2 separate regions of the Homo sapiens genome follow, and region 1 is linked to region 2. Evidence: chromatin loops called from intact Hi-C (ENCODE). Cell type or tissue: A673. All regions are shown on one strand. Each heading gives the region's core, and the rest is flanking DNA. Links, peaks and the distances in the headings are about the cores only.

The links. Peaks named below come from ENCODE experiments on the same cell type or tissue, not always from the same donor. Only the 100,000 strongest peaks of a DNase experiment are listed, where the experiment ranks them.
Region 1: it touches region 2 in a loop (6-fold over the local background); 10 of 110 quality-filtered maps call a loop at or near these places.

Annotation. Positions count from the first base shown.
Region 1 is chr14:96,841,233-96,854,668 of GRCh38, forward strand. It overlaps VRK1 (VRK serine/threonine kinase 1), which reads left to right. Exons shown (of 13, transcript NM_003384.3): 4 at 4,863-4,932; 5 at 6,025-6,112; 6 at 11,599-11,707; 7 at 11,842-11,934. Among named protein-coding and RNA genes, the nearest start is that of VRK1, 51 kb to the left of the region's middle. In A673, for the core only: a CTCF peak has its summit at 11,781; a DNase peak (open chromatin) is centred at 11,779; H3K27ac peaks cover 520 bases.
Region 2 is chr14:96,565,321-96,580,283 of GRCh38, forward strand. PAPOLA (poly(A) polymerase alpha) reads left to right here. Exons shown (of 22, transcript NM_032632.5): 22 at 1-1,796. Among named protein-coding and RNA genes, the nearest start is that of PAPOLA, 70 kb to the left of the region's middle. In A673, for the core only: a CTCF peak has its summit at 2,140 (motif pointing right); a DNase peak (open chromatin) is centred at 2,171; H3K27ac peaks cover 2,195 bases.

The DNA.
Region 1 (13,436 bases), core at 10,262-12,761, 290 kb after region 2:
TTTATTGTGAGTAATTAGAAGTATTTCTGTTGTTAGTCAATGTAACTTTACTTTTACTGCCTTTTTAACTTATATAGTTAAGAAAAAACATGGCCAGGAACAGTATTTTCTATATGCTTAAGGTAATGAATTATATTTTTAAGTTTAAGACCAAGTACCTAGTTCAGGACTGTGTATCTCCTGTCTCCTAATTTAGTTCTGTTTCCATTATCCTTTATTACTTCTTCTCTTTGTAATTAGGACAGTGATACTCAGTTGATTTCTCTTTTGCATTTAATATTTTAGTAACTTTTTGGATGTTACAGTTATCCTAGAAGAATGTCATAAACAAAACAATACTACTGACCAGGCGCGGTGGCTCACGATCATAATCCCAACACTTCGAGAGGCTGAGGTGGGTGGATCACATGAGGTCAGGAGTTCAAGACCAGCCTGGCCAACATGGTGAAACCCCTAGCCAGGTGTGGTGGTGCCTGCCTGTAATCCCAGCTACTCAGGAGGCTGAGGCAGGAGAATCACTTGAAACTGGGAGGCAGAGGTTGCAGTGAGCTGAGATGGCACCATTGCACTGCAGCTTGGGCTACAGAGTGAGACTCTATCTCAAAAAAAAAAAAAATACCAAAAATAAAACAAAACAGTAATATTACTGACTTTCTCCTTCCCTTTGAAGGGGAAATTTGTAACTTCTATTTGCTTCTTTTCCCCTAGCACTCTCTCCTGAATAAACACCTACAGCACTCATTGTATTAACATTTATTTTACAGTTTCATTCTTCTTATGCCACTAGTTGTTTTTAGTTTTTTTAAATGTGTTTATTCTGTCTCTCTAACTGAATTTTAAGTTATCTGATAAGGACCTTGTCAATAAAGCTTGTTTTCCCTATGCAGTCTTTAGAAGCTTATTTCATTTATTCTTTTGAATACTTTTTAGCCATTAATTGTCCATTGCCTTTATACTACTCTTTTCATTTACTCTCAACTTCCTCATGTCATTCACTTTCCTGTCTTGTCTGTACCATAGAGAGCAGGCCCACTCATAATTTGCCTTCTTACAACTTTCTAATATTAATAGTTGAAATGTTTCACCAAATAACAAACATGTAAAATGAGCATCAGTTCTTTCTGGTATTAAAATCAGAACTGTTTATGAACATTTGTCATTTAAAACATTATGGACTATTAAAGATCGTGTTTTCAAAGAACATGTACTACTCTTTGGGGAAGTTTTATAATTATTTCTAAAAAAGCAGGATACAAAGTTCTATATATAGTATGAAGGTTGTCTTATAAAATGGCTATTTATGAAGAAAATACATCAAAATGTTTCCATATTTTCTAAAATGAGCATTATTTTATCATTAGAGAAAAAACTTGCAAATGTTACGAAATAAAGGCAAATTGATTTTCTAATGTGAAATTTTACTTAATAATGTAATAGCATATCACACAGTGGTTCTCAATCCTGGTTGTAGAGTATGATCAGAATCTGGGTGTAGGGCCTGGTTATTGGTATTTTTAGTAAAGCTTCCCAGGTGATTCTTTTGTGCATCAAGATTGAGAGCCACTGGTAGAATCTGGCACACAGAGCACCTTAATTATTTTAAATGGAATCTTGTGGCTGGCACATTTTTATCCTTGATTTCAGTAAGGGTGTGCAGGTACCCTCTGCTGCTGGTAAGGGTTTCTAACTTAATGTGGACGCTTTGTCAAAAAGTTGGTTATTGCTGATAATACATGTATCTGCCTTATGAAACAGCTCCAGATAGTTAACCCACAAATCTCTTATTTGGCATTGGAGTGAAGTTAAGACATACCCATTCAAGGTAGATGTTAGGCACATAATAAAAATGTTCTCACATGTACCAAATGTTGGTCTCTGGTTTTGGTTGGGGCTTTAATCCTTGACCTACAGAACAGACACTGTATTTTATTTCTGAAAGTAACTGTGCAGGAGAAATGTTGGATAATGCAAGGAGAAAGAAATTTTCTTTTGTGTTTTCTTGCTGACAGACTTAATATGAAATTAGTAGTTCTTTGAATTGCACTTACCCTTAGTCATGTCAGTAGCAGAACTAGAGGCAGAGGTCAGGCTTTTGGATGGTATCCTAACAGGTCATTGTACTGTGGTCCTTTTCAGATGTGAACTGATAAGAATCTGTATTTCACAGTTCCTTGGAAAGAAGTTTGCAGACTGATGTTTGATTTTCCTCACTGATGTTATGAGAAGTGACCTGAATTTTTAATTCATATATCATAATTTTTTGGTAGGAAGGAGAAATTTTGTACAGCTTCATTTTTAAATGGCAGCCAGTTGCTTTTAGCTGGTGCCATTGAAATATATCACATTTTAATTTTTTTTCTGTTGTCATCTTCATTTTGACACTTAGAAGTCTTAAAGAAACGTTTAGTGATATTCTAGTTAAAATGTCAGTCCCAATTTCTTTTCTAAATCTTGGCTATTATAGAGTTGGCAAAGTATTTTAGATTTGAAATATGTTAATAAAATTTTAGTTATGAGTTAAGGTATTTTCTTCAACAGGAATAGCTAGCTTTGGCTAGAGTGCAATGCCAAGGAAGTAGCTCCTTTATTTTGTGATAATGGAAGTTTATTGGATTAGAAGAAGTATGAAATGAGCTCAGAGAGCCTTCCTTGTAGTGGGCTTTCATTATAATAGCCTGATTTATATGGTTGATTCTCATTATTATAGGTTTAATAAATTATTGCCTGAAGGAAAACTTGAAAGTTAAAGTTGATATGACATAGGTTGAAACTGAATAAATCAGAATTTTATACTGATTTGTCTTAGGAAAACCTCTTTCAAACCTGAATTATATAAATGAGCTATTCCAAAGGTAAGCTTTGGAGAGGAACTTTACCAGAATTTCTCCTTTTGAATTTCTTTTTCTTAACGCTGATTCTGTGATTCCTACCAAAGACCTATTCTTAGCCATTGGCTGGAAACACTGCAAGTGTCTCTTGCAAATGCTTGCAAGTGTCAAGCTATTATTGCTGCTAGGAAAGGAGCCATAGGTTATAGAGGAACTTGGGTACTGAGTCCATAAGTTAAGGAATCAGCACTCATACTTTCAGTATGTTGGTTAGTTCCTCCTTCTTAAGGAGTTGTTGCATGCCAAGCCATGATACTACTGTCTTCCAAGGTTAAGGTGAAAAGTATACTTACCTGTAACAAATAAGGCACGCTTGTTTTCAGGTTGTGATCCAAGTGTTAATGTGTGTTGCCCATTTACTGTTAAATGCTCATTAATAACTGCCTGAGTCTGCAGATTGGCTAATCCGTTTTCCTCTAAGTACTTTATTTTTATTTTTGAGACAGAATCTTGCTTTGTTGCCCAGGGTGGAGTGCAGTGGCACGATCTTAGCTTACTGCAGCCTCCGCCTCCTGGGTTCAAGTGATTCTCCTCCCTCAGCCTCCTAAGTAGCTGGGATTACAGGTACTCGCCACCATGCCCAGATAATTTTTGTATTTTTAGTAGAGATGGGGTTTCACCATGTTGGCCAGGCTGGTCTTGAACTCCTGACCTCAAGTGATCCGCCCGTCTTGGCCTCCCAAAGTGCTGGGATGACAGGACAGGCATGAGCCACTATGCCAGGCCTTCTTCTAAGTACTTTAATTGGGGATTCCTATTTTCTGAATTATAAGAAATCTGAGATAATTAGAGCAGAGAGTATGGAGTGGTTTTCTACAGTTGAGGGTATCTTGAGTGAAGAAAAGGTGAACATATTTTAAGTGCTTGCAAAAGTCATCTCTAGCAACCCAAAACTATAAGTTGTCACTCATTTAAGGTAGTAGGCCTCATTACTCACTTCCCCCAATGCTCTATTTAACTTTGAACTCCAGTTAACCAAGATATTCTGCCCAAAATAATTTTTTTCTCATACCTCCTAAAAAGAAAAGCAACCCTAAAATTAGTTTAGAAATGTTAGCTTCCTCATTTGAAGTTTTCACTGCTTTAAAAACTTTTTTTAATTCCCAATAAATAATGACCAACACAAAATACCAGACATTAAATAAATACTAATTTTAATCAGATGAAATTTACTATTTAAAAAGTCCACAGAATTATAAGATCTTTTCCACTCTTACATATTTATTTAACAAGGCAAAACTGCTGACAGGCTGTTATTTCTTGTTTGTGCAAATACGTTTTTGTGAATGTATGTCTCTTTAGTAATAATTTTAATTGTTAATATCTCTAAAAACATAAAATGAATGTAGTCCATAACATTGGTAGAAAACAATTGTTAATGAGCCCCATGTTTGGTTTGACAAATGTAGGAATCTGTGTCAGAAAGGAAGGATGCAGGTTAGTGGACAGTGCATGCTTGTTCAGGAGATGCATAATATGGGCTCTTCTTTGTGGTAAGGTCTGTTTTTGCCAGTCCTGATAAAGTAGATATAAGTGTAATGAAAACAGGAAAGGAATGGGATTTTGGCATTAATTGGTTAAATTAGGTATTGAAATTTTATTAAATCTGAGAAATATCTTATAGCCCCTTGGTGATACAGTTAAGATGATTGCTCATCTTTGCTTAAGGGAAAGCTTAATAAAGATGAAAATTAGTTTAAACATTTTTCTTAAACTTCTGCAGGCTGAGCTATATATCTGATTTTGTATAATTTATCACTTATAGAAATGGAACTTGAGCAATATAAGAAATATAGACTAATATTTCTCTGAACATTTCTAAGGAGTTTGACTTAATCTTAACACAGTTATAAACTTAAGTATCAAAATTACATTGGACAGAAAAATAGATTTGTTGGTCTTTTTTGAAGGTTCATTGAAAATATCTCAGTAATTTTAACTACTGCTAGTACTAATTAACTCTTATATTTTAAGGAACCCAGTGACAATGGACCTCTTTTTACTGAATTAAAGTTCTACCAACGAGCTGCAAAACCAGAGCAAAGTAAGAAATACAGTACACATACGTTTACACTTTTAAAATGACCAGTTTTTTGTTTTAAGCCAAGACCTAGAGCATTGTATCTTATTTTATGACTCTTTGTTATTTTTTTGCTTTATAAATTCCACTTACATGGGATTTGTGTGAAAGAATTCTGGTCTTTTAATGGGTTTGTTGCATCAAGATTTTATCTATATAGATACATAGAATGAAGTTAATAATAAATGACCTATGATTTAGGAAATATTGTTAAACATTGAGAATTATTGATGAAATAGAACAGGATATCAAGGTAGAGAGCCAGAACCTCTCCTAGTCACTTTGGTCCCTTCTGTCCTTCTTCCATGTCTCTTAGATCTTGATTTCCTGGTTGAGGACTTTTATATTGAGGAAGAAAAACCTTTTAGATTGGTATGAAAAATAGGTCTTCCTGTAGAAGCAAGTAAACATTACATAATTAGAGAGAGAAACTGCAACTTCAGGATAGTCCACCCCCGTATTCTCAGATTCCACATCCTCAGACTCAACCAACCAGGGATAAAAAATATTCCAGAAAAAAAAAAAAGCTACAATAAAAAATAACAATTCAATAATAAAAAATAATACAAATAAAAAACTAGTACAGTATAACTATTGACATAGCATTTACATTGTATTACATATTATAAGTAATCTAGAGATGAGATAAAGTATATAAGAGGATGTGTGGAGGTTATATGCAGATATTACACCATTTTATATGAGGGACTTGAGCATCTGGATTTTGGTGTCTTGAGGGGTGGGGGTTCCTGGAACCAAGCCCCTAGAACAAAGGAATGACTGCACTGTAGTTTTGATTTAAAAAAAATGCTTTTTGTAGATTTTTCATTTTAAAGACAATTTTAAGGGCAGGATAACAATTTTGTAGGTTAATAAAAATGTTTTCATCGTAAAATGCTTTTCGTTATTCGTTATACTGTATTCTTCATTTTCTTTTTTATGAATACAGGTGAATTCTTATTGCATGTATAAATACATTTTGCTCTTAATGATTTTTTAAAAAATTATCATTTATGTATAACAATTGAAATCACAAAGATCTGTTTTAATTTGTAGTTCAGAAATGGATTCGTACCCGTAAGCTGAAGTACCTGGGTGTTCCTAAGTATTGGGGGTCTGGTCTACATGACAAAAATGGAAAAAGGTAAAAATATGTGTGATTTGTCTTTCTCCTTCCCTTTTGCAACATTCACTATTTAGTTGGTTTAGTCAGTAATTATTTACTGATCACTTACAATATTACTAGGCCTCCCTCTGGAGTATGTGGAGTGTATGTGACAGAGAGGAATAAGATGTTATCTCTGTCCTCTGCTTTCCATAGCAGCAGGCTATGATGCCTTATTAGAATAGGAGTGCCTCTCTAGTCAGGGAGCTTCTGCAGAGCAGTATCAACTGACTGGAACCCAACTGACAAGGAGGAACAAAGCCAAACACCCTGCCTTTTTTTCCTCCTTGCCTTTAGAAATAAACAAACAAAAACGCCTCTGTTCTTCATGCAAAAGGGAACCCCTTCAGGATTCCATTTGGTATTTCTGCCCACACAGAAATGTTGGATACATAATCTGCCCACACAAGATTAGGCTCACCCTTTATGAGGGTTTTAGTCTAGCTGGTGAGTGAAAACAAAAATGTTTGAAACAATTAGAGAACAATTAAGTGCTAAGTTGTATAATACTGACTTACGTGTCTTAGGAGTTCAGAGAATGGAGAGAATGAATTCTTTGGGATAGTTTATTTGGAGAAAACTTCTAATACTTTGGTTCATAAGCAGCACTTGATACATATTTGAATGAATGAATGGAACTTCATGGAGTAAGGCTTTGGTAGCTGAGACTTGACGGGTAGATTTAGTTTGGAACTGGGGATATATTGCTTAGGATGATTTCAGCTGCAAGTAAAGGAAAACTTTGACTCAGGCAGTCATCAAGGGCCCAGGTTCCTTATCTTGCACCTTTGCCCTCCTCTTCTTGGTTTTGTTCTCTGTTAGTTCTCCATTGTGTGGTCGCCAGGTGGCTGCTCCATTTCTAGGCTTCACATGCAGGCACAGTACCCAAGGGCAGAAAATGGTATCTATCGTGTGTTGTGAGTTTCACTTTCCTGGCAAAGAAAGCTTTCCCAGGAGCCCTGTGGCAGACTTTCTCTCACGTTTTCTTGGTCAGAATTTTATCAATACTTAAACCATTGACTGGCAAGGACAAAGTGATCACAGCGATCCATGTGGAAAAGGATGGAATGCCGGAACCAAATTGGTGCTCCGTTAGAAAAGATTGAGAGGAGGGGTAAGTAGTTGGGTAGGCAGCCAGTGTTGTTTACTTGGGATCCATGCCTCTCTTAGGGAGTGTGGGGATCCCTGAAGTCACTTTTAACATTTTATTTTATATGGTTTTGCTGGGATAGCAAAATATATTATAGTTTTTATAATATTTTCTGGAGAAATACTATAGAATAAGGATTAGTTAAGTTAGTTAAGAGCAAGGATTCTAGAGCTAGACTGCCTAGTTTTAAAACCTTGTTTTGCCCCTTAAAATGTGTGTGAATTTGGGCAATTTTTTGCTTTAATTTCTTCATCTGTGAAATGGAGTAACAGCTACCCACTTAATGATGTTTTAGTATAAAGCTACAAGAGTATATGTAAAACATAGATGTTAGCTTTTGCTCTCAAAGGGGTCTTTAATCGCTTAAATGTTAAAACCTACTGGTTTAGAAAATCATTGAAGAGGCAGAACAGCATCTTAAGTGGGAGATGAACGTGAGCACAGGCAGGATAGACTTTTATTCTACTGTATGACCCAATGGCCGTCTTCCTGTAGCAGAGGAAGAGGGCATGTGTGTAAGAGAGAAGGAAATAAACTTGGAGAAGGAGTCGGTGGCAGATAATGAAGACCCATAGAGGAAAGAACAGTTTGGAACCCATGTATAGTAGGTAGTCAGAAGCTATCACTTGCTCTTGAGCAAGGGATGAGGTGACATGGTGGTGAAAGTGGCATTTGGGAAATGGCTTACATGGTGAATTAAAGACTGTCTAAAGGGGAGTAAGACAAGAAAAACCCTTAGTGATGACTTGCTAGGAAGCAAATCTGTTTGACTGTGTGCTCCAGTATACAATAGTTATATTCCTAAGGAACAGTACATTATGAAAACCACATTTCATAGAGATGATTGGAAGAAAAGTGTACCTGGGGCTAGAGCATTTTTAGACTTGGAATAACAGCCTTTTCCTCTTTCCATAATTTGAGTATAAACGTCTTAAAAAAAAAAAACCAAGCACGGTATATTGCAGCAAAACCTAAACACCAAACAAATCTAGCACTAGATTGATTGTACTTGACTCCATCAGGTGTGGTCATGGGCTAGTTAACTTTCTGTCTCTCTTGTTTCCCTATGTGTGAGATGAGGATAATAGTGCTTACTTTATGAATTACTGTGAAGATGAATTGAAAACATGTAAATTGTAAGGGGCACAGAGTAAGTGCTGAGGAAATGTTTCTTGCAGTCATCATCACTGTGATTATCATAATTGGTTTCATTTGTTTGTCTATGATTTTTGTTTGTCAGTGGTGGTATGTTGCTTGAGAATGATGGTCTTTTTAAAAGTAGCCCACACTGTCATATCACATTTTACCATATACATTCTTATCACCCATTTTATGATAAAGTTCAGAACCAGTTAAACAGGGCTTTTGTTTGTGTGACTCCTGTGAGGTGACCAGGGACTAAGTGGGTCCAAGGTTGACTCTGTAAGCTGACTGACTTGGGCACTGCTGGAAAGAACTTCCCTGGTGTGGATCAGAAGTGCCTTAGAGTGTGGTGACAAATGAGAACACAGTCTAAGTCTTAACTCACCACTTACTAGTGATGACTTTACCTCCCAGCCCATTTCTTCTATAAAATGAGGTTGCTAGAAATGTCTCCTTTAAAAAGATGGCATTAGTCATATATCAGGCATTGATTTACTTTTTAGGTTGAAGCTCTTAAAAAGAATCATTATAGGTCTTAGAAAGTAAAGAAATAGAAAGTAGATTATTCTTCCAGCCCCCTTCCATGCCAGACATGCTTAGTTTTCCTTGTAACTCATTTGAATTAATATGTATGTAGGGCTTAGAGCAATGTTAGCTGCTACCATTATTAAATTATTTTACACTGATTTATATTTTTCTTTTACTTGCACATTTTATCCAAGTCTCCAGAAAAGTATACATCAAAGGTTTTACTTTAGAGGAGTTACTTAGAAATAGCTTTCATTTTACTACTCAATGGTAGAGCCGTCTTTCCAGAAGAATGTGGTAATGGTTTCTGTGAAATTTGTGGAATCATGTTTCAGTTGATGTTTATGATTTAGGTATGGTGACAAGATTAAGGTCTTATTAAGAGTAGTGGTAGGGTGATTTGTGAATAAAAACAAAGACCTATGTAACAGAATTTATTAATAGACCCCATGTTGAATTAAGCAGTTGTGTTTTAGCCACCTTTCAGGCTGTTACAGAGGTTGTATTTTTGTTACCTGTGTATTACAGGTTAAGTATGCCTTATCTGAAATGTTGGCACCAGAAGTATTTTAGATTTGGGATTTCTTAAGGATTTTGGAATATTTGCGTTAATACCTACTGGTTGAGCATCCCAAATCTGAAAATGGGAAATCCAAAATGCTCCAGTGAGCATTTCCTTTGAACATCTTGTTGGCACTAAAAACACTTTCTAATTTTGGAGCACTTCTGATTTCAGATTTTCAGATTTGAGATGCTCATCCTATGTTATAATCATTACACACATCACCTATTTAGTAAAAGCCAACATGTATATGTGCCCTGGTCTCATCTCTCAACCTTGCAAAATCTGTTACACAAAGGAAACCAGGAAGTCAAAGTTACCATTTTCACTTTATTATCTTACAAGCCAAGGTGCTAGGAAATCTTACATGAATGAATATATTTTGTCACAAATTTTTTTTTTTTTTTAATTGAGGTGGAGTTTGCTCTTGTCGTGCAGCTGGAGTGCAGTGGCTCAATCTTGGCTCACTGCAATCTCCGCCTCCCAGGTTCAAGCAATTCTCCTGCCTTAGCCTCCCGAGTTGCTGGAATTACAGGTTCCTGCCACCGTGCCCGGCTAATTTTTGTGTTTTTAGTAGAGACGGGGTTTCACCATGTTGGCCAGGCTGGTCTCGAACTGCTGACCTCAGGTGATCCACCAGCCTTGGCCTCCCAAAGTGCTGAGATTACTGGCGTGAACTACCAGGCCCGGCCACCACTGACTAATTTTATAACCTTGGACAAATCACTTTACCTCCAAAGACCTTAGTTATTTTATTTATTAAAAGATGTTTAGACAAGATGATTTTCTAATTTTCTTCCAGTTCAAAAATGAATAGAATTCTGAGTTACTTGTTCAACATCTTGTCTTTTAATGTTAGTCAACTCTTCCTTCCCTATTGAACTTGTCATATTGTTATCATAGAAGCCTATAACATATAAATGGGATTTTTGTATCCTACTGACATTTATTTCAGTTAATATGTAGTACAGGGGTTAAAAGCATGATTTTGCCACATACTAGAGGACAAATTATCAGTTTTCTTCTGCTGTAAAATGGGTATGATAGGAGTTACCTACTTTATAGAGTGATGTGAGGTTTAAATGCATTAATAACGTTTTAAGTACTTACAGTAGTGCTGTGTGCATACCAGGTGTTCAGTAAATGCTAGATGTTATGGTGTTGATGATTCATAATCTTCCTCATTGGAGATGTCCTGATACATTCTGAGTGTGGTTTTGATTTTTATTGATTTACTGAATGATTTCACCAGACAAGTTAGAATCTGGAAAACTATTGAAGATAAAAGTGGTCCTCAGAGCAGAAGCTAAGCAGTGTTATTGCAAATAGGTGATGCTTTTCTGTACATACTGAAATATAACGTGATTATTGAATCTGAGTTTTGGGTGTTGAAAGTGACCTTAGAAAGGGTGAGTCCCTGCTCTCTCATTTTACTTCTGTGGAAATTGAGGCCCAGGAAGTAATGTGACTCAGCCAAGGTGACATAGCTGCTTTATGCAAAGCCAGTTATCTTCATGTTTTTTCAGGATATTTGTTTTTCCCCAAATCTTGGCCATTGAGTGTTTAATGTACAATCCTTTTACGCCATTTAAACAATGGTATTGAATCTGGCTTTTGTTAAAGCATCTCACGAGAATCTTGATTTTAGCAGAATGTTGTTACTGCTGAAATATACCTTAAAAATAAGGAGAAACAGTCACAGGAAGGAAGCTGATATCCAGAAACATGAATTAATTTTAACTATGAGAAAAATCAATGCTGTCATTTTTATTCAGCTTGTTTTATTTTTACCGTGAATAAACTTGTTGGGTTCTCTCTGTGAGCATTATCTTAAATTGAATAGTCTCTTGAAACTAGCTGCGACCAGGAAGAGGCCCTCCAGGTAAAAAGCAGGACCTGAAAGCACTCTGAACTCTTTGAGATTTCTAGTTGGGAGAAATTGTTTCAAATGTTTGTATTTCTTTTTTAAAGAATACTTCTTTACTAAACATTGTCTTGAAAAAATTACTTTGAGAGTACTCATTACAAAGTTGGTTTTCTTGCATTGTATTTTGTTCATTGGCTTTTCATATTTGTCTTCAGTTACAGGTTTATGATAATGGATCGCTTTGGGAGTGACCTTCAGAAAATATATGAAGCAAATGCCAAAAGGTTTTCTCGGAAAACTGTCTTGCAGCTAAGCTTAAGAATTGTATGTGAGCTATGTTCTTCTTGTTTTTAAAAAATTGTTTTGAGTACAGTAAAGGCTAGTTTATGTTGAAGCTTGGTCCTCTGCTGGCTGGTGTTAGGTACTGCATTAACTTATTCTGTATGATACTTTCATAGCTGGATATTCTGGAATATATTCACGAGCATGAGTATGTGCATGGAGATATCAAGGCCTCAAATCTTCTTCTGAACTACAAGAATCCTGACCAGGTAGTTTTATAACTTTAATTTCTACTATTTAAAGCGTGTTGTTTGAAAATAAATATGGTTGCTTTGAACTTTTGAACCTGTGTAGAAGTTTTACTTTTTGAAGTAGATATGGTAATAATATTTCTTCTTGACACTTTGATCTAGTTAACATTCTACATTTTTGATGTGATTTGTTGGCACTTTATCAAGTTGGCTATTTTGCCCTAAATAATATTCAGAAGAAGTGCTTGTGATACAAAATGAATTTCAAATAGCTATTTGGGGGTGGAAGCTTAAAATTATATAGTACACCAATGAATTATGTTTGCCTGTCTGCTTTGTCACTTTTTTTATTCCTTTGTTCAAGAAATCCATCAAATGTAAGTGTTCTATTACTTGGAAAATTTGGTCTTTAACATGTTGATTATTCAAATCAATTGGTTTACAGAAATATCTTAGCTGTCTAAATTTGTATACCCTTAGTGTTTGGAATTCAAATGTGCATTTTTTTTTTAGCTTATTACATTCCCTTTGTAATTTTTACTTTCTAAGGAAAGGAGAAAAGCTAATGTTATTATACCTTTATTTAGGTCAGTTTAGTTGAAGTAGAGGGATCTATACAATTTTCCTGTATAACTGTTTCTGTGATTTCGGTGAAAGTAAGGTTTAGTTGACATTCATACTTAATGTATGTTCTCACTTCTTACTTGATCTTACATAAAAAGGAAGATTTAAACATTTTAAATGTGTTTGGGTACTTTGATTATTGTAATTATTTGTCAGTACTCTGTACTTCATTCTTTCTCTCAAATGTACCTTTAACTACCTTTGCTTAGTTTTTCCTTTTTCCTTTGGCTCTCTTTTCTTTTTCTGTCGTCTCGTATTTGCTTCCCTTCCTCCAATGTCAGTTATGGTGGATAGAAGGGAATCTATATAAGTATAAAAGAAGAAAGTTACTATACTATTAAGATAGTGTGCTAATGGAGAAATCTTAAAAAGGCAATCATCAAATTCATCTCTGCTCTTTCTAGCCATTTCTTTTTAGATATTTCTAGGCTAAGAACAAAGAAAACGCAGCTAACAACCTGAACAATAAGGGTTCCATTAATTGAAATAGTCTGGACTTGTACAGTATAATAAAATACAACTTATATCACTTTGTAGGTGACTAAAACATGCTGCCTTTGTTTATATGGAAATATTTTTGCAGCTCTGTTATCCTTCAGACATATGCTTTGGATGGGATTATTTTTCCAGTGTTAGATGTATGTGCTAGATCTAGCCACATATTTTTACTTCAGTTTCCTCTTGTGCCCAGATGCATGCATTTGTGACATTTACTCAGAATTAGAGATGTAATGTGTGGCTATGGAATGGAAGAAAGCCAAGTTTATTAGCTTTGTATGCTAATCAGACCCACATGTATATGCCCACGAATAAGTATGTATATAATATTAAAATTTACTTTTAATCATGAAGACTTGGCTTTAGAATATAGTATTTAGATATAGATAAAAGCCTGA
Region 2 (14,963 bases), core at 586-3,085:
TATTCATAATTGACATCTGGATTGGGTTTATGTTTGATGCATTGTTTGGAAAATTTGCAATACAAACTGGCATAAGAATTACTTATTCTGATGATGCACTTTTATGTATTTTTCATTAGAAAGTAGAACTAATTTTAGATTTTCAGCTTGATGGATTTTCAGTTTTTCCTGAAGAATTTTCTTTACCATTAGTCTTCAAATTGGATACTGTTGTGCAGTGGTGTACTGTTATACTTCAGAGAAAGGGTAAGAGTACATCTAGTTCAGTTCCTATGAGGTAGCTGTAACCCTTAAAAATGAAACGTCAACTCTAGGGTACATTTGACATTGAAAGAATAGTTAGGAAATAACTTGGTTTTGATAGGGTCATGATTAAGAAATGATATATTGGTTTTATTTATGGAATTGTTTTATAGTGCATACAAATCAGCGATCAGCCAGCAAATATTTTTCTTTGAGCTTGTGAAAGCTCTGTGTTCTTTTGCCTTCAATCTGTTGTCTTCAAAACAAACAAACAAAAAAAGCTTCTTGCGCCTTTCCCTCCCCTGTTTTCTTCCTTTTTCTTTTTGCTTGTATGCACAAGGTAGGACTTACTTCGTAAGAAACAAAATGCCAGTATTTTCTTAAGCCATGATGTGAAACCAATGACCCTGTGACCACATGGCACAGAACACTAAATTTTGGTCCCATGGCTGAAACTTGAGGGTGACTAAAAGTAATGCCTGTGAAACATGATATCTATCTGGGATGGCCATTTGATCTCTAAAAGGAATTTTGTACACTCCACAGAACTCCTATCTATAGTAAAATTGATTTTCAGTTTTAAATGTGGGCAAAAAGGCATTTTCTCCAAGATTTTAAAACTAATTCTTATTTTTAAATGGTTTACCAAAATTTGTCAGTACATTTTACGTGTAGAAGCATTTTAAAAATCATTTCTAGCAAGCACTTGACATCTAGTCAGCTCTCTACTCCTTTATTTTGTTTTATCAAAAGATTAAGAGCTCCTTTCTTTGAATAAAATAATTTCTCATAATTAAGCAGTAGAAGATCTATCTTCACAAAGTATGAGGGATGCCAGATGTTGATAAACTTACTCTTTCTGAATCTGGACAAAGTCGACTTAACAGATTTTTCTGATGAGCATGTTTTATGAATCCTCCATTGTGCTCCATTCTATCACATGTGCATTTTTCATGTTAAACTGCAATTACTTAATCTCTTCCCCTATCCTTCTAAATTAATTTTCTGAAGTTGGAGTGTAGTCTTTTCCCCCTTAGGCTATGCATTAATCGAAGCTTTCTTTTCACCATGACTTTATAATGTCTAGTAAACAATATTTCTACTTCCCACATCTTTGCTTTACACAGTCACCTTGCCCTTCCTTCCACCACCGAAGAAAAAAGATGGTCATACTAACAGGTGAAATGTACAAGGTGTCTGTGTGTTTTGTGTAGCTTCAGAGTTAGATTGAAATTACCAGGCACAGATTTAGTCTTGTCATTTTGTTTACACATTGGGGAAAACAATTCAGTTTATTAAACGTTTCATGTAACTGCACCCAAGTTTTGCCAAGCTGGAAACTTGGACCTTTTCTGTGTAGTGACTTTTTAATTATAGTTTTCATAACCTGGAGATCAGACTGTTGCTTTCGCATGATGTATGTAGTGTCTCATGACTGGAGTTTGCTTTGTTTTATAGTATCTGTACTCCTTGTATTTTTCAAGAGCTATTTTGTAAACAGATGATGTATTTCTCCATTGAAAACACAATAAAAAAAAAACAGCACAATCTCACAGTTGCCTGATTTCTTTTGACTACTACTTTTTTCCAGTAATCATAAGTTTATAGTATGATTCTAAGTGAGGATTTGCAAAAGAATTTGGTTACATTAGAAAAGATTTGTTTCTGGTTAACTTCAGCCATTGGCAGCAGCCTTGTATTTATAGCTCAGATAATAATTAGGTGTTTGTTTTTCATATAATTGATCTTTAGGGAGGAAAACATTAATATAGTTACTATTAATTCAATTTTAGCTCTTCCGTCCTCTAAAGTGTTCTGTGTCTGTAGACACCATACGTTATCTGTATATTTATTCTATGCCTGTGGACAGTGTACTGTCCTTTTCAAAGCATTTAGCACTTTAATGTCAGCAGGTGGCACTGTTGTTTTTCAGTGAATTTAGAATTACAGACCACAACCAACAGGATTCTATGTTTCTTATTTTACTAAATGCAAATCAGATATTGCTTTTCTTAACCCCCCAGATGCTCAGCATTGATACTTAACTCATGGTGCAGGAGCGAGCTGCTCTGTGTATTTTGTGATGGTCAGCTCTTGGGTATGGTTATCTTGTGTTTTGGGTGGAGGGATGGACTCTTTGTGTCAAAGCCATTATTCTGAGGGACATGCAGTTGTTCATATATCATTTCTAAAATTCTAATGTAACCTTCCCTATATATGAAAATGGGAATGTGGCTGCATTGTGGGATAACTTTTTAGTAAAAGCAAAATTTAACTTCTGAGACTGTTCAGTAAAAGGGAAAATATTGTAGGAATTACCCTTATCTCCCTTGTTAACACTAAAAGAATTGAACTGGCTGTACTTCCTCTACTTTGATAGTCATCTAGATGCAGTTTGTATATCACAGTTTCTGAGTTTTATCATCCACGTGGCCTCTTGGCATTTTCATGCATCTTGCTGAATTAGTAAAATTATAATGGAAAGTTGTGTTTTGTGGCTGTGGGTATATTCTAGAATAAAGTTTTTATTTTTCTAATTAACAGGTTTTTTTCCCACCACACAGAAAAATGTTTTAGAGCTCTGCATAGTATTAATTCTGGCTGCATTCAAGGTGGCAATAAATGATCAGCAGCTCCAAGTCGTAATGGATATATGAACAGATAAATCATTAATGTATACAAACTTGTAGATTGAGTCCCAGAAATACTGTTAGTGCACTTAAATTATAAAACTGTTTACCTGAAGCAGCACTGAGCAATCCTTTGGATATACTTTTACCTGTTTTTATTCTAATAAAAATGACTAGTACAAGGAAAATTAGTTGGTTTTTAGCCTGAATTGTATGTTTTGATTTGATTTTTATTTCTCCACATTATTTTGCTTGTTAGCTTTTCTTCAAACCAGTATCACAAATGGATGCTGTCTTCACTCAGACCTGACTTTGGTAAATGAAATATTATGTTCTGTAATAAATATGACCTTCAGTCATATAGAAACCAGTGGTCTGTTTAATATCTATTTCTCATAGAATCAATTCATTCTTCTTTTTTCTTATCAATTTAAAAATTCTTGTTAAATTTTACATAGCTTTTATTAGCACCAAATAAGGAAGATGGCCTCAATGTTTTTGAGCCATGTGTTTCAGAAGTGATTGTACTTCATTCTAGATGTGATTTTATATACTTGGGAAATCATTTCAACTTCTTTTCTTCTTTGGAGACATGCTTTTGTCTCAATATTCTGGGAACATCATTACAGCTGATCAAACCACACAAGTATTCTGTTGAAAGGGATGGAATTTTAAGTACATTTTTTTCTTTCTTCATCCCTTCCCAATTCACAGGCCTTTCCTTAAAAGGGTAGAATTAAGACTAGGCTTAAGTTCACATTTCAGAAACTTTACATTTGTGTGAAAGGTTGTGATTTTAGTTATTGTGCTTTTTTCTGCAATTATCTTTTAATGTTTTTTCTATTTTAATCCAGCTAAGAGTCACACCTACAAAGGGCACAGTTTTTGTTGAGTTTTTAGAGTTTATCTGCTGTTTAAAATGTTAACTTTCAAAGTATTCATACTTTAATATAAATAAGAGTGCAGTCACTTTTTCCTCTGGTCTGGGTATCTTTAAATTCCACCAGTAAGGTGGGAAATGTGTCTATTCAAGTAAAGAACCAGAAGAGTGAGCGAGAGAGACAGAGAGTGAGAGCGTGTGTGTGTGTATCAAAGGATTATATTTTTTGCTTTGATACTTCTAAGGTACAGAATAATGCTTTGTGCCACTAGGTTAGAGTTCTTGTTTGTTATATGTTGTTTTAATTTTTTAATGGTGAGAATGGATTTATGCTCAGCCCTCCACACTCCCTCTTACTGGGTTGCAGAATTGACTAGGGAAAGCCCAAGGGTGTGCTGGTTTTGTTTTTCATTTTGGAATAAATAGAGTCTGGACGCTAGAGAGCTGATTCACCCTGGACTTGAACTCGGCACTGCCCACTTGGTCTAAGCAGCACCGTTCCCTTTTCACCTGAGCACAGGTGTCAGAGCATTAAGACATACTATAGCAAAATGCAAAATTTTGCAACAGTATAAATTCAGTTATGTATTATCAGTCTTAAAATTGTAGAGTCTTCCTCAGTAGTCATTGAATAATACTCTTTTTGTCAGTTTGTTTCTCAAACAAGTCAACGGGTTTGTTATGGTAGGTTTTAGTCTTGGGCTGGTTTTAATGTTACTAGTAGTTAAATGATAAAGTCTCACCTCTTTTAATTACCACACATCACAATATTTGAAACGGTGTAGATGGTATCCTCATTTTTCACATAACCTGGATGGTTTTTATTAGTGATATGATTATGACCTGATTTTTAAAAAATTATCTTTAAGTCTCTTAAAGTCTCTTAAAAATACTTCACAAGCTTTTTAGAAGTATTTCCTTTAATTAATTTGTAGGATGTTATTTTTTGATCCAACAGATTTCATGCTGAAAATATATATTTTGAATAATTCAAACATTTCAGTTTTATGGTTTTTTTTTTTTTCCAGCTCATTGGAGACATTTATCTCAGTCTTGTGTGTTTTCTAATAATGTCATGTAGTCCTAAAATAGTTAAAACTTTTTTTTTTTGGTATAATACTGTTTTTGCCCAAAGACTTCTGGAAGTGCAAAATAACAAAGTTATTTCTGGGGAGTAAGGTGATCTCTGTCTCACTACCGTGCCCCTCTCAATCCCCATACATACACACATATGTGAGTTTTGGGGTTCTTTTCAGTTTTAGGCATCAGAAATTGTGTGTGTGTGTGTGTGTGTGTGTGTGTGTGTGTAAAAACGTAAAATGTCCCAACTTTGTGCTCTTCCTTGTGGATGCTGTCTCTCTCTTGGCATAGCACCCTCCTTAGAAACTTTCACACTGTGTGATGCCTGGTGCTATGTGATTTCCAGAAATCTGGCATGAGAATTGGTCCTTGTTTGCGTTTTCTGACTGCAGTGGAGCTGTTAATAAAGAGATTGATGATAAAGTTGTCGAAAAGAGACAGTTGGGCAGAACTGCTCCCCATGAGTGACAGAGGGCATGATCTGCCTTCACAGCCAAGAAAGTTGCCCCCAGCTGAGAACCGACCATGCCTGGACACTGTGCCAAGACTGTTAGGGGAACTTTACTGCACTATTAGGCTACTACCTCTCTCTCTGTCGCTTTGGCTTACTTCACATTACCATTTTTTTCCTTAAGTTCTTGAGATGCTCAGGACAAATCTCTGCATATACAACACACACTTTCCAACTGTAAAATAATTATTTTTGAAAATTATTTAAAGCACTCAGTTCATCCTAATTTGGCTTTTATAGTAAAATAGTACAAGTTTTAAAAGTATTACTACAGTTTTCATACAAAGCCTGCCTCAAGAATAAGCATTGGCTTCAATAAGCATTGGTTATGGGATATTAGACATTTTAGCCATACTTATTGTAACTGTATTTTTCATCTATCACTGTTTGTAAACTTAGGCTACTGGCATCCAATTTAGCTGTTCATGTTTTGTGTGGTCTCCTTGATAACCTGTAAGATTTTTTTGGCTCTCTTTAATGCGACTTTAAAGGTACAAATTTTTCCTGTAATTTTTAAGCTGTGTTAGGTTACATGTTTTTCACTTAGGTTTTCTTAAATATGAGACTATTTTAGTAGACTTCTCTTTTGAGGAAACTGATACCATTGTGGCCTTTGTCATGTTGAATGACCCAAACGTGAACACTTTGGTTTCTTAACAATGAAAATTCTCGTAAAGCTAGTTTTCCAAGCATGGTCTTTGTCATCTGCCTAAATTGTTGAATAACTTTTTTTTTTCCTTGAAAATAACCAGTCTTCTTTAAAAATTTACATTTAAAATGTTTAAATTTTAAAGTCTCAAAGTAGAAGGCACCTAATGAGCCTTCTCGTTCATTTTGTCTGTGACGGCCTCTGCTCAACCATTTCCATTGAGAGAGGAGTCTGTATTTCATGTTGCCATCTCTAGGCAGCAGTTGAAGTTTTAGCTTGGCTCAAGGCGATTTTCTTAATCCCCATAGTCTCCTTAGAAGCCAGTTATGACCCATCTCTACTTCATTTAACAGGGGACCTCAAAACATTACTCAGGAGTCACTAGCTGGTTTTCTTATCCAAAGTCAGATGTAGGGATGTGTTTTATAGCTAGAGTATGTTAGCACATCACTCATTCCCTGTTATTTGAGTAGTGGTAGTCTAACACCACTCATTCTCTAGGAACCACACACCTGAAGAGGGGAATAAGGTTAAGCTCGTGTCCTCGGATATATCGTAATCAGGATAAATCCCCCAAGTGAAGTAGTACCTGTGGGTGTAGTGGAGCAACTTGTACATTAGGGCGATACCAGGTTTTCTCAGTAGGCTTTTGCGAGGTTTATGGTGAGCATGAGCTATTGCTAAGCTAGAAATCCACTGATAGGAAGATAAAAGCAGTAATTTGCAATAGATGAAGAAACTATCAAGTGACATCAAAGATCATGTAATTTCTCTCTACTTCTGTCCATCTCGTAAAGTGTGTTCTTGCTATTCTGTATTATTTGTTCTACTGACTCACTTTTGATATGGGAAGAGGTAAGATGGAATGTCTTACAGGACTCTGGTTTAGTGAACTGAACTGTAGCATGTTGAGAGCATGTTTTCTGAGGCCAGATTTGTTCTCAGAGACCTCCAAAGAAGGGTTTCCTCTGCCAGACTTACCAGGGTTGGCTTTTGAAAGGAGAGTTCTAGTCATGGACTCTAAATCATAATCCCTAGAAGATAGACTTGGGATGGGTAGAAGAAAGGTGAGCTGCAAGGACTCCTGGTATTTTCTTAGCTCCCCCTTGGCCTTGTAGCACCTTTTTTTTTTTTTTTTTTTGAGACAGAGTCTTGCTGTGTCGCCCAGGCTGGAGTACAGTGGCACAATCTTGGCTCATTACAGCCTCTGCCTCCTGAGTTCAAGTGATTCTCGTGCTTCAGCCTCCCAAGTAGCAGGGATTACAGGTATGCACCACCACACCTGGCTAATTTTTGTGTTTTTAGTTGAGATAGGGTTTCTCCATGTTGGCCAGGCTGGTCTTGAACTCCTGGCCTCAGGCAGTTTGCCTGCTTCGGCCTCCCAAAGTGTTGGTATTACAGGTGTGAGCCACTGCACCTGGCCCCTTGCGGTACTTTATGAAGAGCTTTGAATTTGGCTGTTAACCAAACAGGCTGTAGGAAAACACGAAAATCTTCATTTTCAGAAAGGTTTGAAGTAGAATTTTCACATGTTAGGAACAGAATTTTTAAAGAAGGGTAGTATAACTGGGATGTGGGGAAACAAGTATTGAACAGTAAGGTGAGGCCAGAAGCCTAGAGAAAATAATTAGTAATATGGCTAGTAAGTGGCTAAACCACATAAATTAGCATGACTCCATTAATTCTGAATTCTTTGGAAATTCTTGTTTGTAATCTTATTTTGATCACCACTCAGGATCATAATATCCAAAGCATTGGAGCTTCCATGAAGGAAGGATTAGAAGTTGAAGCACCTTAGAGGCTCTGACTTGAGTGGTGTTTTACTTGAAACCTGCTATATTGGTTTAACATGGGGGGAGAATACAGGGAGTTTGAGGCATGCCCGGATGTTAGGGCCAATTAGAAGACTGGGGCCTCTTGGAAAATAAGTGGTCTATGTAGGCCTTTTGTTGAGTGGAAGGGAAATGGCATTGGCATTGTGATAAAGATGCATGGAAAATAAGAGGTCTGGGCATTTTGCTGAGTGGAAAGGGGATGGCATTGGCATTGTGGTACGGATGCCTAATTTCTGGTTGTTAAGAATTAAATTCCATAGGATACATCATTTGCTGGGTTTGGCACATGCTAGAAATATTCAGCAAAGTTGCCCATCAGGCAGTTCATCTTGACTGCCATTTTATCATATCAGCTGAATTAAAACATTTAGTACACAACTTTCTGTGTGTAGCGGAAAGAATGCCTGTTTTCAAGGCAGAGCTGCATTCAGGTCTTAGCTTCAGCACTTACTAGCTATTGAGCTCATGCAGTTACAGCATTTTCTTTGAAGCTCGTATTCCTTTTCAGTGGAGATGAGCAATGTCCTTTTAAGGTGATTGTGAGGATAAAAGGTAAGTAAGTGAAGAGCCTCATACTGCAGCTGTTACTACTGTGTCCTGATGCTCTCTGAGCATTCACCCTTCAGCGCTCATTGGCTTAAATGTTCTAACTAACAATTCTTCCTTACTTGGGATAGCCAAGGTGATCTGTGGCTATTTGAACTTTGGTCCAGGTTAGAATTGAGGAAAGCTAACACTGGAAAGAGGTTGAATGCTTGAGATTCCATTAAAGTTTGTGTCACGTCATCCTGGTTGGGGATTTTGTTTGTAAACAACGTATTTCAGCCTAACACTGTCACCAACTAGTTTCTTGAAATTTTGCATATCTAGTTGGAGTGAGCCTAAGTACCCATTGAAGGTTCCCAGGTAAGAGTGGGAGGAAGGAAAAGAAAAGATAATTGATGAGCAAATAAGAAAATAAGATGTCGACGAGATGAAGGCAGTAAAAGAGGAGGGAAAGATAAAGCAGTTTAGGGGATGCAACCGAATTGGAGAGAGAAATTCCATTGTTTTACATCCTGGCTGAATTATACAACCAATCTAGGACTTGGATATTGTTAAATACTTTTTTATGATGTACAAATTGAATATTGCCAAACCTTGGCCTTTCAGTTGAATTGTACTCCAAGTTGCATGAAGTCTTAAGCCTTATGCTTCTGAAGCCACCACCAGTGTGGTGCAATGTTTGATTAATGTCTGAAGGGAGCCTGGTCCAGTGGTTGGAAGAAAAAGCCCTGGCCTTCAGGAAGGACAAATCTGATCCTTCTCCAGGGCCTGATGACCCTGGGTAAGCTACTTAACGCCTTCCCCCAGTTTCTGAGGAAAATGTTAAGTTTTTCTTTAGATCTTTCTTATTGAAGCTTTATGTGGATTAGCAAGCAGATAGGGCATGTTTAAGCAATCAGACTTTTTTTTTTTCAGTACTAGGTTAAACCTAGTTTGAATTAGTCAGAGGGCAGTCACAAAGGCAGACTGCAAAGGAACATCTGGCAAACCACCCCTGCTAATTCTCAAAGCTGTCTTCCTGCTATGAAATTTGGGCAGGACCAGAGTAGGGAGAAAAAAGTGGAGTCAGGCAAAGCCCTGTTTAAAAAAAAAATTAGTGTGAGTTTGGGGCAGACTGACCTTTTCATTAAAAAACGTTCTCTCCCTTAGTGCCAAGACAAATGCAGTGCGTAGCTTCTGAGGAGACAGTGAGCATGCCTGCCTGCTTCTGGCAAGGGTTCAAGTGCAGTGAGTGGGTCTGGGAAAAATTCCTGACAGTAGCTGCCTTTTATTGAGTATATCTACTAGGTGTTAAGTGGTAGGGCCAGTTGTTACAGCAACCTATAAGATTTGACATATTCATTGGTGTCACCATTTACAGATGAGGAAACAGGTTTATTTTGGCAGAGTATCTTGCCCAGGGTCACACAGTAAATTGGATTTGAGCCTGGTTCTGTTTGACTCTAAAACTTAATCCTGAAATATGACCCTGTGTTTTCCCACTCAACAACGTTGCCTTAGTATCTCTTTGGATATTATCGTTGAGAAGGCAAGGGTAATTAGCTCTATTTTGCATATGCCTCTAGTTTTAGAACAGCTAAAATACATTGCTGCTCTTTGGATGCCCTTAAAAAGCTGGCCTGCTGGAGGTGAGGAGGGGGAGAGATTTGCAAAGAGCGACAGTGAACAGCTGGGCTCTGATGAGACTGGTGTACTCTATTTACTAGTACTGGAAGGTTTGGATTCTGACTAGTTTGGGGTGAACTGACCTGTTCACACTCAAGTCACTTAATAGCTTTGACTAAACTTTGGATGTTTAAGTAATGTTACATATCGGTTGGGATGGTTTCTCCTTGAGAAGTTTTGCATCTTAGAATGTTTTTCTTTTTAAGCCAATTAAAACAGAAGACCTCCTAAAAGGAAAGCTAAAAATCCTTAAAAGTGCTTAAGACTAGAGTGAATGAAACCTCAGCAGAGATGCCTTAGAGGTTGTTGAGGTGCTTTACCTATCATATCTGAAGGCATTAATTACACTTGACAAAGTTTTATTAAAAACAGAAAAGGCAGAGGCACTTTTAGAGGAACTGGATGAAAACAATACTTAATGTTTTAAAAAAAAGAAAAATTGGCATCTAAAAATGAATTTTTTGTGGGGAGGGCTTCATTATGTTGTATATAAAATGTGAATGTGGTAAATGTCTAAAATGTGAATTGTGGGTGAATATGTCACTGGGCAAATTGATTATTAGGTGAATTGGTTTTAGGCAAATTTGATGTTATCTTGAATTTGTTAATGTTGATTTTTTCTAATTATAGTCATAATTCATATTCATTGTAGTCAAAATTCATATTCATTGTAATACTTAAAAAATACAGAAAAGCATAAAGAAGAAACTTCACCCATAATCCTTAAAAAAAAAAAAAAAGCATACTTAAGGTCATACTAGGTAAGTAATTTTATATCAGGCATTTTCCCTGGAGATTGTCACGGCTGTTGAATAGGTAAAGCAAAGAGCCCAAGCATATCATGTGTGTGTCTCCACAAGCTGGGGACCTACGCTTTGGATTGAAGCCTGAGGAGAAATGTGGGGGAGCCTGGACCTAGGAGGGGTATGGAGAGGGAACCAGGCTGTATAGTGGAGAAAGACTCCCTGGTTTGCCAGGTGAGGGTTGAATCAGGGAGGCTCACAACAATGGCCGGCTTTAGCTTTAAGTGAATACCCCTATCAGAAAGTTAGAAAAAAAACAAACTCGTGTAGTTCAATGGGCATGGTTTTGCCTCCTGTGAGGAGGATGTTCATTCAACAGATATTCGTTGATCCCCTACCATGTACCAGGTGCTGTTACAGTGAGAAGCAAGCAAGGAGAGGGAACTGGGGTTCACTGAGTCCACAGGGTTTAGGCACTTTGGCGCACTCTGAGTGGTGGGCGTCACACTCAGCTGCCGTGACAGCTGCCTGGGGGTAGTTACAGATCAGTGAGACCTGGTAATAAGTTGAACTTGTCTGGTTCTAAAGCCCAAGCTGTTTCCATTTTGGGGCACATTTAACAGTTAAAAAGAGGCCCTAGTTATACATGGGGAACAAAACTGATAATAGCCCCTGTCCTTATGAAAGCTTATAGTTCATAGGAGATACAGATGCCGACAACACAAATGAACTGTAAGTTACTAGTGGGCTCTGAACGGAAATAAGAGTGCTTCTGGAAGGTTAGGAGCACCCTTTCAAACTGGACAAGCTTTGACCTGAAGACTAAGGTGGTGCCGAGTGAGGGAGCAGCATGTTTCTTAAGCAGGAAGGAGCTTGGCAACTGCAGAGGAACAGGAAGGTGCTGGAGTTTTAGAGCTTAGTTGGGTTGAGAGAGATGTAGGTGCCCAGATGTATCACAGTGATAGAATAAGAGGTCCAGAAGTGCTGAGGGAGCATGCAGCTTCCTGGTGGCCTTGGGGAGGATGTGGGAGAGCAGGTGCCATTTGATGGGTAGTTTGGCTGTGATCAGGAAACAGAGCAGAGGAGACAGCATGCTAAGTGGAGTGAAGGGCTTGCACCAGGGCACGGGGCAGGAGAGCATGTCAAGGTCAGAGAACAAAGCAGCCAGCAAAGCTAGTGTGTGACTGGGTGGGGCGGGTGGGGAGCAGTAGGTTAGATGTTACTGCCCTATTGAGAAAGATCTTGAGGCTCAGAGCAGCTCAACATGATTAAGATGTGGTCCAGGTTCTTAGTGGTGGTAGAAGCTAAGTAAAGGAGAACAAAGAGCGCACACACACACAAAGACCCTGGGCTTCCGTCACTTGTGCTTGTACCTGGTCCCATATTCCCATATTGGAGACTTGTACCGTTGCATACTTGCTCTCGCACCTCCCTTCCTTCCAGATCCAGCTTCATGCTGGATAAAAGAAATGTTTACATCCCAAATAGGATGGAGTGGACGGTGCCAGATTTCACACTACCCAGAGGGCTGCACAATTTACTACTTATAAGTTGTTTATTTCTGGCATTTTCCATTGAATATTTTCAGACTGTGGTTGGCTGCAGGTAACTGAAACCACGGAAAGCAGAACCATGGATAAAGGGGATTACTGTACTACAAATTCCAAGGTCCTGATAGAGAAGTCTCTTCATTAGGGAACTAGACCGCTTGCCTTAAAATGCATTTGGCTTGCAAGGCGGGTGCGAGGGAACGATATGTCACAAGCTAGCAGAGGCTGTGGGCAGTGTGCCCTTTACGTTCTGACACGCGTGGGGGCCCACATCTCTGCAGAGTCCTCCCCTTGAAAGCCTTTTAGTCCCTGACATCCATCATTGTGGGGGCTCAGCTTGGCTGAGCTGAATATTTATGAGTCATTATTTAATTAAGCCTTTCATACTTTCATTGATAAATGCAGTCACCCCTTGCCCCATTAGTCCCCACCACCACCTTGCAGCCCACAGCCAACTTCCAGCCCAGGCGCTGCTCCTCATTCTGTTCCTGGCATGCTGTTGACTGCCCTCCAGTGTCTACCACCCACTGGAGAGAAATCAAGGCCGGGATTCCTTTCAGTGCCCCCAGTATGTGGAGGCAAAGAGAGACATTTGCACTGACCATTGGTAGATGCTATAGTTTGACCAAACGGCCCCTATTCCTAGGTGTTTGGCAACTTGTAGCCCAAGTGGAAGACGGGAGAGAACAACCCAACAGGCATCTGGGGAGGTGCCTGTTCTCCTGACGCTGCCTGTCTGTCTGATGGTTCTATTAACAGCCTTCAAGAAGGATGAAGGGGAGGGTACAACAGTGAACAACAAACATCTCAGTCAGGAGAGGAATTTCAAGACGGGGTGGGCCTGGGTGGGAAGAGGAGAAATGAGGACAAAGCTTTGGAAACTTTGCTAGGAAGATGTAATGGGAATGTGGCCCGAGGTGAGGCTCACACACCTGGCCCCTGCGTCGTCAAGAAGCACCGCACAGGAGGTGAGGGTGCTTCTTCCCCACCCGTGGACAACTTGCCTAGCACCTTGGTTTCTGAACTTAAGCCACTTGAGTCCACTTGCAGCAGTACTTGGGGCCCCAGCCTGTCCCTTTCACTGAGAATCTGGGAGTCTGGGCACCTGGGGGTGTGGCAGTCTTCCTGGAGTTGGAGTGCTTTCCCATGGCAGCCTGGCCTGGCATGTCCAGTGACGCACTGCTCCACATGCTGCCCTCTTCTTCCTGGCTATGCTCTGGGTTAGGCGCCAGAGGGAGCGGGCATCTCTTCCCTGGAACCTGGAGCAGCAGGTAGGAAGGGAGGATGTGAACCGTGTACGGCAAGCTTGTTTATTCATTCAGCAGCACCTCCTGAGCCCCAAGTGCCTGGCATGAGTTCTGGGTGTGTCAATGAGTTAGCCGAAGCCTGTCCCCTCTTCCACTTGCCACGACGTGCTCTTCTGTGTGCGTGGAAGTTCTTGCCCCAGCATCTCACTGCTCACCTCCTGTTGTACTCAGCTGGGTTTCACTCATCCCACAGGATATACCTTAGATATCATCATCTCTGAGAAGTCTTCTGATCCCTTAGGCTGGGTTAGATCTCCACTCCCAAAGCACTCTGTAGCTAAATCTCTTAGCACTTACCATATTGTGGTATTGCCCGAGTTGGGAGCAGCTCTTGCAAAGCTGAGGCCGTGTCTTGATGCATGTCTGTAGCCACAGTGCATGATGTGTAATAGCTGCTTGTCAGTGTCTGTGGAAATTCAGTGAATGAAGGACTTGACCAAGTTCTTCCCGAGGAGCTCCCAGTGTACCAGTGGAATATGAGCTCATGTGTATTAAGACTTCATGGTCTAAAGATTGTGCTAAATGCCTTACGTGGACTATCTCACTGAATCCTCCCAACAATCCTTTGAAGCACGTATTACAGTTCCCATTTTCCAGATGTTGAAACCGAGGCACAGAGAAATACTTGTCCAACGACCCATGGTGCCAATTGCAATGATGGGAATGTTTAAGGGTGATGGGACAGAGAAGAGGGGCACCTGACTGTGTGCTACGCACTGTTTGGTACTATGCACACCTCTCATCTAGTACCCAAAACAGCCCTGCAGGACTGCTTTTGTTACCTGGAACCTAAGAATTCAGAGAAAGTCAGTGACTTGTCCAAGGCCACCAGCTGGGAAGCAGTGGAGCCAAGATTCAAACCCTATGTTCTTAGGCAGACAGACCCCAAAGAGAGGACTCTCGGGTATCATAGCTTGAACGCTAAGGGGGCCCCTCGAGGCAGGAGCTGTGTCTGCCTGTGCTCTCTCCCACTTTACTGGAAAGGGGCTCTGACATGAGAATTCTGTTTTATTTTTGAGACAAGGTCTTGCTCTGGCACCCAGGCTGGAGTGTAGTGGTGCAATCACAGCTCACTGCAGCCTTGACCTCCCGGGCTCAAGTGATCCTCCTACCTCAGCCTCCAGAGTAGCTGGAACCACGGTGCACGGCACCACAGGCCCAGCTAATTTTAAATTTTTTCTTTTGTAGAGACAGGGTCTCTCTTTGTTTCCCAAGCTGGTCTCAAACTTCTGGGACCAAGTGATCCTTCTGCCTTGGCCTCCCAGTGTTGGGGTTATAGGTGTGAGACACCACACCTGGCCTGACATGACAGTCCTGACTGTCA